Regions from separate parts of the Homo sapiens genome. Here regions 1 and 2 are each linked to region 3. Evidence: chromatin contacts called from ENCODE Hi-C or POLR2A ChIA-PET data. All regions are on one chromosome and are shown on one strand. Each heading gives the region's core, a stretch centred on a gene start or an enhancer-like site at or near the end of the contact. The rest is flanking DNA. Distances are from core to core; before and after follow the strand shown. Region 1 holds the start of APOBEC3A (apolipoprotein B mRNA editing enzyme catalytic subunit 3A). Region 2 overlaps LOC105373032 (a long non-coding RNA gene). Region 3 holds the start of SUN2 (Sad1 and UNC84 domain containing 2).

Evidence for each region. A loop is a pair of places that touch in the nucleus more often than their neighbours do. ChIA-PET counts read pairs that join two places held with the same protein, here RNA polymerase II (POLR2A). Pooled maps may share reads with other maps.
Region 1: a pooled map shows a loop between it and region 3 (2.4-fold over the local background). The contact joins the promoter of APOBEC3A here to the promoter of SUN2 in region 3. A Hi-C loop is called at or near these places in 1 of 168 maps with a recorded cell type or tissue (CD14-positive monocyte), 2 of 37 single-sample maps with no recorded cell type and 8 of 50 pooled maps. POLR2A ChIA-PET finds 5 or more read pairs at or near these places in 3 of 52 experiments (CD8-positive, alpha-beta memory T cell, activated B cell and naive thymus-derived CD8-positive, alpha-beta T cell).
Region 2: a loop to region 3 is called in a pooled map, with 3 times the contacts of the local background. The contact joins the enhancer-like site here to the promoter of SUN2 in region 3. A Hi-C loop is called at or near these places in 5 of 168 maps with a recorded cell type or tissue (PC-9, aorta, posterior cingulate gyrus and 2 more), 1 of 37 single-sample maps with no recorded cell type and 17 of 50 pooled maps. POLR2A ChIA-PET finds 5 or more read pairs at or near these places in 3 of 52 experiments (AG04450, PC-9 and activated B cell).

Annotation. Positions count from the first base shown.
Region 1 is chr22:38,956,218-38,960,044 of GRCh38, reverse strand. It overlaps APOBEC3A (apolipoprotein B mRNA editing enzyme catalytic subunit 3A), which reads right to left and starts at 2,436. Exons shown (of 5, transcript NM_145699.4): 1 at 2,325-2,436; 2 at 359-503. The coding sequence starts at 2,353.
Region 2 is chr22:38,923,004-38,927,025 of GRCh38, reverse strand. It overlaps LOC105373032 (a long non-coding RNA gene), which reads right to left. Exons shown (of 3, transcript XR_938256.2): 3 at 567-2,909. Among named protein-coding and RNA genes, the nearest start is that of APOBEC3A, 33 kb to the left of the region's middle. Within about 2 kb of position 2,490, at least 31 of the 41 ENCODE cell types and tissues checked have a DNase peak (open chromatin) inside an H3K27ac peak, as active enhancers do; they include PC-9 and prostate gland, where a contact is called at or near this core.
Region 3 is chr22:38,753,763-38,757,803 of GRCh38, reverse strand. SUN2 (Sad1 and UNC84 domain containing 2) reads left to right here and starts at 1,806. Exons shown (of 18, transcript NM_015374.3): 1 at 1,806-2,041. RefSeq lists enhancers at 525-664, 2,923-2,992 and silencers at 1,423-1,972, 2,083-2,432.

The DNA.
Region 1 (3,827 bases), core at 1,187-3,686, 200 kb before region 3:
GTGCAGGATGAAGCCCAGGAGAGGGCACTGGGGCATCCTGGCCTTGTGAGGTCAGGTAGGCCCTGAGTCCTCAGATCCCACATTGCTGAATTGTTCCTGGTGAGAGCTGTGTCTGTGAGGGGATCCTGGGAGGGTCCTCAGGAAGCACTTTGCCATTGGGCAGACTCAACCCCACCTGGGCATGGATAGTCACTGAAGCCGAAGTCTCCCCCCAACCCCAGGGCCAAGCAGCAGCAGCTGCAGGAAGCACAAGTGACAAACACTGCAGGAAACCACAAGTACAATCCGGAACCTTCTACCTATGAATGTCCCTGGATTGGAAGGGCCCTGCCCGGATTCGGATGGCTGGGTCGGTCACCTGGTTGTGTAGAAAGCCCCTGTGCTGGTCCATCTTGACCGAGGTGCCATTGTCCAGGCGCTCCACTTCGTAGCACAGGTAGGTCTTATGCCTTCCAATGCCATTGTTAAAGTTGGAAGTGAATATGTGTGGATCCATCAAGTGTCTGTGGACAGCCAGGGAAAAGACCAGAGGAGGAAGAGCCCTCCTGGACTGCCCTGCCTCCTCCTCCCTCCCCACACTTCCTCCCTTGCACCCCACCCTCCTTCCCCCTGCTCCGCACATCCCTTAGCACACTTCCAAACCTCCCCCTCTGACCCCTTCTATGGCTCACTGGGAGATCACTGCAGCCCTGGGGCCTGTCTAAGCCTTGTCAGGGTCTCCCCAGGGTCAGCTCAGTGTGCTCAGGCCCTCCGAGGAGGACCCTGCTCCTCTCCCTGGGGTAGAGCTGGGTCTTATTCTGTGGCCTCACCATGCACCCCTGTCCTGGCTCTGCTCACCCACAGCCCCTGCTGGAGATGGACCCTCTGGGGCTTCCTCCTGCCTGCAGGGTTAACTCCTACCACACCGAGCATCGGGACAGGGACACTCCTGAGGGGGATGACTGGGGAGAGGAACCTGCCAGGGACTTCTTTTCGGGTAATTCATAGGATTTTCCACATCCCTTAGGGTGCCCTGAGGTCTCCCAAATGTGCTTCTCAGGCAATTGAGATGGGGCAGCTCAGGACTCCTGGGCTGGAAACACCAGCCCCACCTTGAAGACCTCTCCCAGCCCCTCTCTATGCATCCTGACATAATCAGAATTAGAAAAATCTCTGTTGGGAGGCAGCACAAAAGAAAGAAAGAAAGAAGGAAAGAGAAAGAAGGAAGGAAAGAAAGAAAGAAAGAAGGAAAGAGAAAGAAGGAAGGAAAGAAAGAAAGAAAGAAAGAAAGAAAGAGAAAGAGAGATGGAGGAAGGAAGGAAGGGAGGGAGGGAGGAAGGAAGGAAAAGAAAAAGAAGGAAAGAAAGAAAGAAAAAAGAAAGGAAGGAAAAGAAAGAAAGAAGGAAAGAAGAAAGAAAGAAAAGAAAGAAAAAAGAAAGGAAGGGAGGGAGAAAGGGAGAAAGAGAGGAAGGAAGGAAGAAAGGAAGGAAAGGAAAGAAGAAAGAGAGGAAGGAAGGAGGGAGGAAGGAAGTAAAAGAAAGAAAGAAGGAAAGAATGAAAGAAAAAGAAAGAAAGAAGGAAAGAAAGAAAGAGAAAGGAAGGAAGGGAGGAAGAGAGAAAGGGAAATATTGGAAGAAAGGAAGGAAGCACAGAAGGGAAGGAAGGAGGGAGGGAAGAGAGAGAAAGAAGAAAAAGAAATAAAGAAGGAAAGAGAGAGAGAGAAAGAAAGAAGAAAGAAAGAGAGAGAGAATTGAAGGAAGGAAGGAAGGAAGGAGGAAGGAAGGAAGGAAAGAAGGAAGGAAGGTTCAAAATGTTCCCCACCATTTCGAGTAGACCTGGGCATGAATCTGGGCTCTACCACTCACTTGCTCTGTGTTCTCAAAAAAAGGAAACAAGGCTTCCTCATAGCCAAGCAGTCCTACAAGCAACCCCCTTTTCTTAATATTAGGGAGAACGAGATGACACTGAACATAAAAAGGGCTTAGGCCAAGTCCAGATACATGGAACATTTGCAAGAAATAGTAGATGCTCATTTAAAGACAAGTGAGGAGAATCCCCTCTCTGACCGTCTTCACTGGCTGGGGCACAGCACCATTATCTATTGGGATTTTCAGGCTCCCTGTGCACCTGCCCCGGGAGGTGGAAGGAGACCTGGAATTGGTACCATCGGAGGAGAGACCAGCGCTGGGACCAAAACTGGGAACCTAGAGCAAGAGGCCAGGTCCAGAGAGAGGGTCAGGAGGAAAAGAGAGGCCCCAGGGGTTTGAGGGTGAGAGGTGAGTGCTCATCAGAAAAGCTCAAAGAGGAGGCTGAGGCGCAGAGGTGCTCGGAGGGGCTTCCCATACCTGGGCCCGGATGCTGGGCTGGCTTCCATGTGCTTGTCCCTTCTCGGTTCCTGGTCTGTGTCCTCCCGCTCTTGCGACTTGCTCAAGGCGTGGTGTTAAGATCTTCACCAACATTCTCTTAGGATTCAGGAGCCTTAATATATCATCAGAGCAACCTGGAAGCTGCTGAGTCAGCGATACCCTGCCCCACCCCTTCTCCAGCTCAGGCCGAGTGTGCCACCCTCATTAGCGTCAGAACAAGGAAGTTCTCTGCCATGCCTCTGGGCAAGCTTTGGTTTTGATGTGCCCACTCTGACCACTGAACCACCAGACACTGTGGAGTGACAATGGGGATGTAGAGCTGGCCACACTTTGCTCCCTGTGGGCCACAGGAATCTGGAAGGCAGGAGACCAGGGGGCAGGTGAGAAGACAGGTGTCCACACCCTGGAGAAAGACCCTGAATAACACTCAGCGGTCCAGAGAGCAGGCTCCAGGACAGCCACCCCTGTGTCCTCCCCTGTGGCCAGTGCAGGATGTGCCTGGTCCAGGCTCCCTGGCACCTGCTGCATCCTGTGCTCTCTGTTAGGGTCCTGCATCTTCTTCCCTGGCTGTGAAGATGGGAGACCAGCAGGTCCTGCATCCTCCTATGCATCAGTGTATCTAATAATTGTAAACTAGAGGGAGGAGTGTTTTCATCCCCATTACCCAGAGGAGATGCTAAAGGCTCTGAAAGGTACCTAGAGATCCAGGCCCTCCCAGGAAACAGAGTCCCCAGCAGGGACACACCCCCACCCCCCTGTCAGAAGGGCCACCCTGTGCCCTTTCTCCCACCTCTGGGCCCTGCAGAAATGTGAGGGACACTGTGCTCCTGCCCCAAGTGAGCCCCTGAGTCCTGGCGGCAGGTCTGGCGCCGTCCTTTCCCAGGTCCACCTGCTACACCCAGCACAGCTGCCCCTGGAAGGTGCTGGCCCTGTGGGCCCAGGGGCTGTCCCCTGTCCTGCCTGCTCCCCTGTTCTGGCTCTTACTAGACCCCCCTGTCTTTGGCCAGCAATCCTCCCACCTCAGCACAGTGTCCCTGCCATTTTGGTGGGCGCCACAGACTAGAAGAGGCCCTGTTCTCTGCCGTGAGGACCCCTCCCATTCTGTCTCCAGATGTTGGACTCTTCTAGTCAAGAAGATGTCCCCTGGGGGCAGTCAACTGCCATTTGAGTCTCAGGTGGTTCTGGTGTGAGCTCATCTTGGTGTGTTGTGTGAGTCTGACCAGAGGCCACCCTTCCCAGTTCACACCAGAGGCATGCACAGCTGGACGCCCCGCAGTACCCACAGCCCACCTGGGCCAGAGACCACACTTGTACCAACTTTGGGAGGATCCAACCCTTCCCCAACCCTTCCCGGTGGCTCCTGCTGCCCAGAGTGTGATGGCCTTTCCCCTGGCTCAATAATGCATCAAATGCCCCTGGAGCAAATACACCCCTGGACCCATGGTCAGGACAGCCCCCACATGAGCTTTCTATGGGGAGACC
Region 2 (4,022 bases), core at 1,241-3,740, 170 kb before region 3:
GGGTTCAAGCGATTCTCCTGACTCAGCCTCCTGAGTAGCTGGGATTACAGGCACCTGCCACCACGCCCGGCTCATTTTTGTATTTTTAGTAGAGACAGAGTTTCGCCATGTTGGCCAGACTGATCTTGAACTCCTGACCTCGGGTGATCCGCCCGTCTCAGCCTCCCAAAGTGCTGGGATTACAGGTGTGAGCCACCACGCCCGGCCTCGTTTTTAAAAATGAGTGTTTTTAAACACTCCTATTGGGAGGCTGGGCGCAGTGGCTCACACCTGTAATCCCAGCGCTTTGGAAGGCCGAGGCAGGTAGATCGCCTGAGGTCAGGAGTTCGAGACCAGCCTGGCCAACATGGCGAAACGCCGTCTCTACTAAAAATACAAAAATTAGCCAGGTGTGGTGGTACACATCTGTAATCCCAGCTACTTGGGAGGCTGAGGCAGGAGAATCACTTGAATCTGGGAGGCAGAGGTTGCAGTGAGCTGAGTTCACACCACTGCACTCCAGCCTGGGTGACCAGAGCGAAAACCTGTTTCAAAAAAAAAAAAAAAGAATTATTATATTGGGAGTATTTTGTTGTTTTTGTTGTTGTTAATTGAAAATCCATACCAATACTGAGAAAATCTCTCATTTTTTGTGTGTTACTGGCAAAGAGAAAATGGAAGAATGGCAACTAGAAGAACAAAACTTGGACACAGATGAGTGTCTATAAACGAGGGCCCTGGGCTTGGGGCTGAGGCTGGGTGCCAGTCAGTGTCAGCTCTCAGGAAGGGAACTGGGCAAAGGGATTTCTGTCCTTTTTGGATTTGTGTACCCACTTGTTTTGGACAGAAGAGGCTGGGTTATGCTACAGGAACAAACCTCCATGATCTCAGTGGCCTAAGTTCATGAAGCCTTTTTCTTGCTTAAGTTAAATATCCATGAAGTGGAGAGGGGCAGTCTATACCCAGTCCTCACTAAGGGACACAGGCTGACACAGACCCCTGTCTGGAACATTGACCACAGGGTCAAGGCAGTGATGACGCACGTTGTTCCCTGGCCGTTAAAGCTTGTACCTGGCAGGGATGTGTCACTTTCACTCCCATTTCATTGGCCAAAGCAAATCACGTGTTCACACCTAACCTCAATGATGCGGGAAAGCCTGACTCCACCATGGGCCCAAAAAGGGAGAAAGGGATGTTTCAGTGTAGCGACAGGATGATGACCAGCACATCATCCTGTCACTGCACTTGGTCAACTTCTTTGTGAAGGTCTGAACCAATAAGTAAGCCAAGGAAAAGGGAAGAGATGTGATCATTGGAAAGAAGCCACATTTGTCATCATTTCTAGGTTATTTTTCTATCCCCTGTCCACTTAAGAGGGCCATGCCTGGCAGAAGTTTGCATCAGTGCCCAGCCCACAGAGGCATGAGTAGGCCTGGGCACGGAGTACACAGTTACCCAGTATGCTCCTTACCTACCTGGCACCTCTTGGCTGACAGAAAAGCAAAAAGCTTCAATAGGTGAGAACCAGGGGAAAGAGACTTAAAACAAAGTATTAATAAATCATATTCACATAGGGCTTCTCGCTTGCAAGTTATAGTTTATGTCTGTTATTTTTTAATTTTCATGGTTATTGTAGTAGATATGTCACACTGTATCTCCAATTCACCAAAATGGATCAATGACTAAAAAGAGGTTCTATAAAATGCAAAGTAATGATGAAAATGGCAGCATAAATCCTCAGAAGGGCACTGTAAACATAATGAGTAAATGGTTCTGCAATATAACTATGGAAATACAAAACTATATATTCAAGGACAAACAAGTTCTTGAGTGGTGATTTTACACATGCAACCATAAATGAAAATTGTGAGTCTAAGTTCAGTGAGGAATACTTGAACATTTCATTTATTGGACAAGCAATCCATTTGCCCCTAGTCCTCGATATATTACTGTTAAAATGAAAATGCTGATATATAGTAGTCTGGAGCCATAAAAAGTGTTTCTCATTATCTTTAGAAAAAGCAACCAATTCCATTTTTCCAGAATAAGCACAAAATAACTTTCTAATGTAAAATTGATTATTCTTCTTATTAAAGGTGCGGAGGAGACTAAAGCTACAGAAACATCATTCTAAATTGCTGTCCTCTTAGCAAATGCACCTAGATATCAGTCGTAAAATTGCCAAGAAGACCGTAAATCAGCTCACAGATCATAATGAAGACTGTGCTTGGAGAGAGATCCAAAGGATATTGACAAAGCTCCTCTATCAGATAACAGAGCACACAAAGCAGAAATGCAATTACTAGTGCACACACATGTTAGCCAATACTTTGCTTTTGAGCAAACCAAACTCCTCATGTGCAAGGCATAAAACAGCCCTTGGTGCATGTGGGGTTCAAATATGAGGGAAAAATGCTGCCTGGCTTGTCGCTTTGTTTTTCGTGCCAAAGTATGATAAGAGGCTTTTCATTTACAGATTATTTACTTTGTGAGTCATGTGCTAGAAATGGCACTTCAGGACCCGTGCCAGAGTTGAAGCCGCTGTGGCTGAGCAGCGAAGAGCTTTGCTCTGTGAATAAAAGAGGTTGTTCCTCATGCTGCTTTATTCACAGAGAAGAGTTAATGGTCAACAAAATGCTTCTGGACCCTGATTCAGGGTTAAAGGAAGTAATAAAAAGAATACAAACTTCGTCTAATTCTGGATGAGCTCAATATTGGCACAGCTTTTCAGCCTGCTGTGAGGAAACACAGGTAGTATGCAGGTCAGTACACTTCCAGTCGGGGATGACAGAAATTCAATTTCAAGTGGATTAAACAATAAATGGAACCAATTAAAGCATTTGTGATGTCAGGGCTCTGGCTCTGGCTCGCTGCAGGTGCCTTGGCTCTGTTCTCTTCCTTGCGTTGCCTTCTTTTCAGACCAGCGTCTCCTGTGGTAGAAAAATTGTTACAGCAGCGCCAAGCCCACAGTACGCCCCACCTATCTGGACCAACAGAGAGTCTCTGTCTCCCACAATTCCCAGGAAGGTCCTGAGGTTAGCATGGATTAGACTGGCTCAGGGCACGTGTCCACTCCTGAGCCAATCACGGTGTGGCTGGGGGTGGAACCCACTTACTGCTCCACCCCTGCCCTGATGGCAGCAAACAGCAAAGCAGCAGCAAAAAGGAGAGAAGGGAGTGAGGGAAGAAAGGAGGAGGGAGCAGAGGAAGGGAAGGAGAGAAAGGAGGGAGGGAAGAAAGGAGGAGGGAGCAGAGGAAGGGAAGGAGAGAAGGGAGGGAGGGAAGAAAGGAGGAGGGAGGAGAGGAAGGGAAGGAGAGAAGGGAGGGAGGGAAGAAAGGAGGAGGGAGGAGAGGAAGGAGGAAGGGAGGGAGAGAGAGGAAGAAAGAAATGAAGATCTCATGGATATGAGAACATAATTAATGTTTCAAACACTCTCTTTAAATTTAAAATCATTGATGAAACTCTACTTTTTTTTGAATTACAATTGATGATCTATGAATGTGCCAAATGCCCATTCAGTGGTCTGTGGTGTGAAACGTTGAGAAAGGATGCCTCGAGATGCTTCTAACACCTAAAAATACCCCTTGCAGGCCAGCTGTGGTGGCTCATGCCTGTAATCCCAGCACTTTGGGAGGCCGAGACAGGCGGATCACTTGAGGTCAGGAATTTGAGACCAGCCTGGCCGACATGGTGAAACCCCGTCTCTACTAAAATACAAAAATTAGCCTTGCATGGTGGTGTGCCCCTGTAGTCCCAGCTACTTGGGAGGCTGAGGCATGAGAATCACTTGAACCTGGGAGGCGGAGGTTGCAGTGAGCCGAGATCACGCCATTGCACTCCAGCCTGGGCAACAAGAGTGAAACTCTGACTCAAAGGGTCATGGACCCTTTGCAGATCCATGTTCTCCTAAGTAGCAAATACTTAGGCAATTATTACAAATGAATTCCCCTAATAAAACTCTCCTCCCACCTCCTCCTCACAGGACATGGAGTCAGTGCATGGCAGGGAGAGAGCTGGGAGCGTCAGGCCAGGCTTTCCACTG
Region 3 (4,041 bases), core at 557-3,056:
TGTTACACTTAGGGCCCACCCTGATAATCTAGGATAATCTCATTTCAAAATCTTTAGTCACATCTGCAAAGTCTTTGCATGTAGATAACAGTCACAGATTCCAAGCATTAGTACCGAATTCCTGTAGCGACCATTATTCTGCCTGCTCCCAGCCCCCAGAGGATGCAGAGTTTAAGAGGGGCCTGCCTTCAGTCAGCCTGTGGGCATGAGCCTCACATATCCACTCAGCACATCCTGGGAGGGGACCTGGACTCCCCCCCGACCCCAGCAAGGCCAGACCCCCCTGTCTGCCAGGACCCCCGGAGAGGGGGAAGCAGGCTGTGCAATGGAGGAGGTAGGATGTGGCAACTCCATAGAAGTGGTTAGGACAGAATTCTGGAGTTGCGCATCCCAGAGATGAGGAGTCAGAGAGGCCCTTCCCCTACCTGGATGCTGCCCCTACGTCTGATTTGAATTCTCCTTTCATTGCTCCATCCAGCAGACACTCAGACCAGAGCCAGGCTCGGTACCAGGCTCTGGAGAGCTTGTCCATGTCCTCAAAGAGCTTGCAGTCTAAACCTAGGAGTGATAATGGCCAGCACCGTGGTCTCCAGGAGGGTGGAAGAGCAGGAGACTCTTCTCTTTCCAGAGCAGGCAATGGAGGCCCAGGAAAGGGGACTGTTCTTGTCTGGAGTTGGGCTGAAGCCGCTTTAGCATGAGGGTTTTGCCTTTCCTCAATCCTCCGACCCCACAGCCTTCCTGTTCCTGCCTCGGTGATTTTGTCATTCTTGTCTCGTTTCCTCTTGGTACTTTAAAAGTAAAATAACGACTGTTCATCTGCCCTTAGAAGGGCTGGCACAGAAAGAGATTCATCCCAAGCTGTGCACCTGCTCTATCTGTACAGTTGGCGGATGGGGAGCCAAGGAACAGGACCCCCGGAGTCAGGCAGCATTTTACTCAAACGCTGAGCACTCGTTCCAAGTCTGAGTAAGGTAGAAGAATGAGTGGCCAGCCCTGCCTTCCCACAGCTCAAGTGCAGCAAGCACCGTCCTTAAAACAGAAGAGCTGGCCGGGCGCGGTGGCTCATACCTGTAATCCTAGTACTTTGGGAAGCCGAGGCGGGAGAATCACTGGAGCTCAGGAGTTCGTGACCAGCCTAGGCAAACATAGTGAGATCTCGTCTCTATTTAAATAAAATAGAAAATCTGTTTAAAACAAACAAAAAATAGAAGAGCTGTCGTGAAACTTGGGTGCTCTGGGTAAAGCTTGGGAAGAGGCAGGGCCTCCCAGCATGTCTGGAATCCCCAAATTAGCAACCTGTTTCCTTGTCTGAAAAATGGGTGTAGAAATGGCCGGCTAAGAGGACAACGGCACTGGTGCCGGGTGTTGAGCAAGCCCTCGACAGCCTCACCGAGAGTGCACCAAGGGCCACCCGCGCGCTGCCGCTCCCAGGGCTCCCACCCTCCCCTCGGACGCCGGCCTGGTGAACCAGGCTGCAGGCGCGCGTGGGAGCGCTCAGAGCTGTCTCAGGTGTTCTGAGCCGCCAGATCGGGAGTCCAGTGCCCTGCTGAGCCCGAGCCCCAGCACAGGCTCCCGTCGCGTCCTCCCGCAGCCCGGGGTCCCCGCCCGCCCAGCGCCTCCCACGCGCGGACTCCTAGGCTGAGCGCGCAGGGCAGCGGGGCCCACGCGAGGGCGGGGCGAGCCGGGGCTTTGTGTTCAAACCGGCCAATGGGTGGCGGCGGTGGGCGGTGACGGCCGGCGGGGCCTGACCAATGGGCTGCGGCCTGTCAGCGTTGACTGACAGGCGCACACATACAGAGTCGGCCACACGCGCGCCGCCCGGCCCCACTCGCGCAGCGCGGGCCTCCGCCGGCCGCATTGTCCGCCCGCCCGCCTTGTCCCGCGTCGCCGCTCTTCGCGTGCCCGCGCGCCCCGGGCCCGGCCGCTGTGTCGCCCTGAGCGGAGCGCCGCCCGCGGGATCCCCACGCGGAAAGGGGGCGCGCCCCGGCGGCGGCCTGGCCTCGGACGCCCCCGGCCGGGCTAGAAGCCGCCGCGGCAGCAGGTGAGTGCGGGCGAGCTCAGGAGAGGGTTGGGGGGCCGCGGCCCGGCCTGACCCCGGGTCACCGTCGGGCCACTCGGGCGGGGCCGCGCCGCCAGGCCTGCTTCCTCCTCTCCGGGACGTGCTGGGCCGGATCCAGCCTCCACCCGGGTCCGCGGCCCGCGCCCTGACTCACCTCCTGGCCCCCGCCCCGCCTGCCGCGCCACTGGTCAGCCGGGAGGGCGGTGTCTGCGGGCGGGACTTCCCGGGCAGCCTCCCGGGAGGAGGAGGGCAAAGGCCGACTGCCCCAACCCGGCCCCGGGCAGCGCCTACGGGTTTTGTGCCAGACAGGCCGTTTCCAGGGACAGGCAGTTCCCAGCCTCTGCCTGTCAGAACTCAGGGCCTCAGAGGAAGGCCCGTTTTGTTCAGTTCTAAAACAAAACAAAACAAAGCAATGGGGGGCGCGGTGTGACTTAGAGAGCCAGGAGGCGCGCCTTTGGTGACAATTTCTGCAGGTTTGGCCTGTGGGAATGAGGGCAGAGGGAGTTAGCACCGGGCGTTTGGCAGGTCCCACAAGGGCGTGTGGCCTGGCTGTGCCCAGGGAGTGGAAATGTCACGAGGAAGATGCCCCAGATCTGGTTTAAGTCTGAAGATGGATGGAGATGTTTGTGATGGGGAAGGGCGGAATTGAGAAAGGAAGTCGCCCAGCTGAGAAGTGGGGAAGGATGCTTTCCGATGAGCGTTTCCTAACTGATTGTTAGGGAGGAGGTGGGGCGGGGGTGGTGTCTATTATGATTCGCAGTAGTAGATTTCAGCTCCCAGAGGCTCACTTCTTGTTTTGGAGAATGGGGCCTCGACCTTTTTCATCTTGTGAAACCCAGACTCAATGGTAAACTGTTTTGTGATGCCAGGATGCCGCAGGAAAGACTGAGAGGCATCTCTGGGAGTTCTGGGAGGGCGGAGGCGGGTGCTGACAGTTTTCAGCACTCCCCGCTCAACCTCCATCAGAATATTTAGTTCTTCCCAGCGGCAGCTTGGGTATGGTATAAACATGTTGCCTTGTTTCTGCCCTGGGCAAAGGTGTCACCTCCTTCAGCAGGACAGAGGCTAAGAGGAGTCCCTGTGTGGGCAGCTGGAGCCTTCAGGTAGGGACCGTACGGGCGGGGCAGGGAGGGGGGAGGGGAGATTACCTTATAAGGACAGGAATAGAGACAAGGACCCAGGCCAACTTCCTGCTTTTCCTACTACCAATCGGTCCCTTTTCCAACACCAGCTAAAAGTAGAGGGGATGCCAGATGGGCGTCTGACCTGGGAAGATGCCAACAAGGCCAGGACATGAGGCTGCTTGTTTTTCAGAGGAGGACTTTCTAGCTGGACTAACCAGACCTTCGGGTTTCTGCAGCCTGGGTTGGGAAGTGGACTTCTATACTCACCACACAACCCAGAGAACTGGTCATTTAAGTATCAACCAGGAATATTAGAAGTGATCAAAAGTCACAAGCAAGTGCTAGGAATTCCCAAGTGACTTTGTTGTACGGGCCAGCAGAGGCACTAACGTTGAGACTCCCCATGTTGGCAGTCGGGGACTTTGAATTCGGGTGTCTAGACCTGAGTGGTTCATTAATCTTCCTCATGTCACAGAATGCTACCTCTTGCCAGATCTTTGCACTTTGGCTTCCTTTGTCCTCATTATCAGTTCCAGAGCCTTGATTTCTGCCCCACATGGTGACCGGAACTGACTGTAATTCATGCTGCCCTCCTCCTCCCTATTTTGTTAGTTTGCTAACAAATATTTGTTGTGTAACAAGTTTGTATACAGCCTTGTTTTGCGCATGTGTGAGGCTAAAAAAGATTCTAGCTGAGGACACACAACTAGAATCTTCAATACATTCCTGAAACAACTGGAAAACTTTATGCCTGAGTAGAAAGACCCAGGCCCTACAGCCTGTCAGAGCTGAGCCCAAACCCTGGCTTTGGCACTTACAGGCTGGGGACTGTGGACAAGTTACCCATTGCCTCAGTGT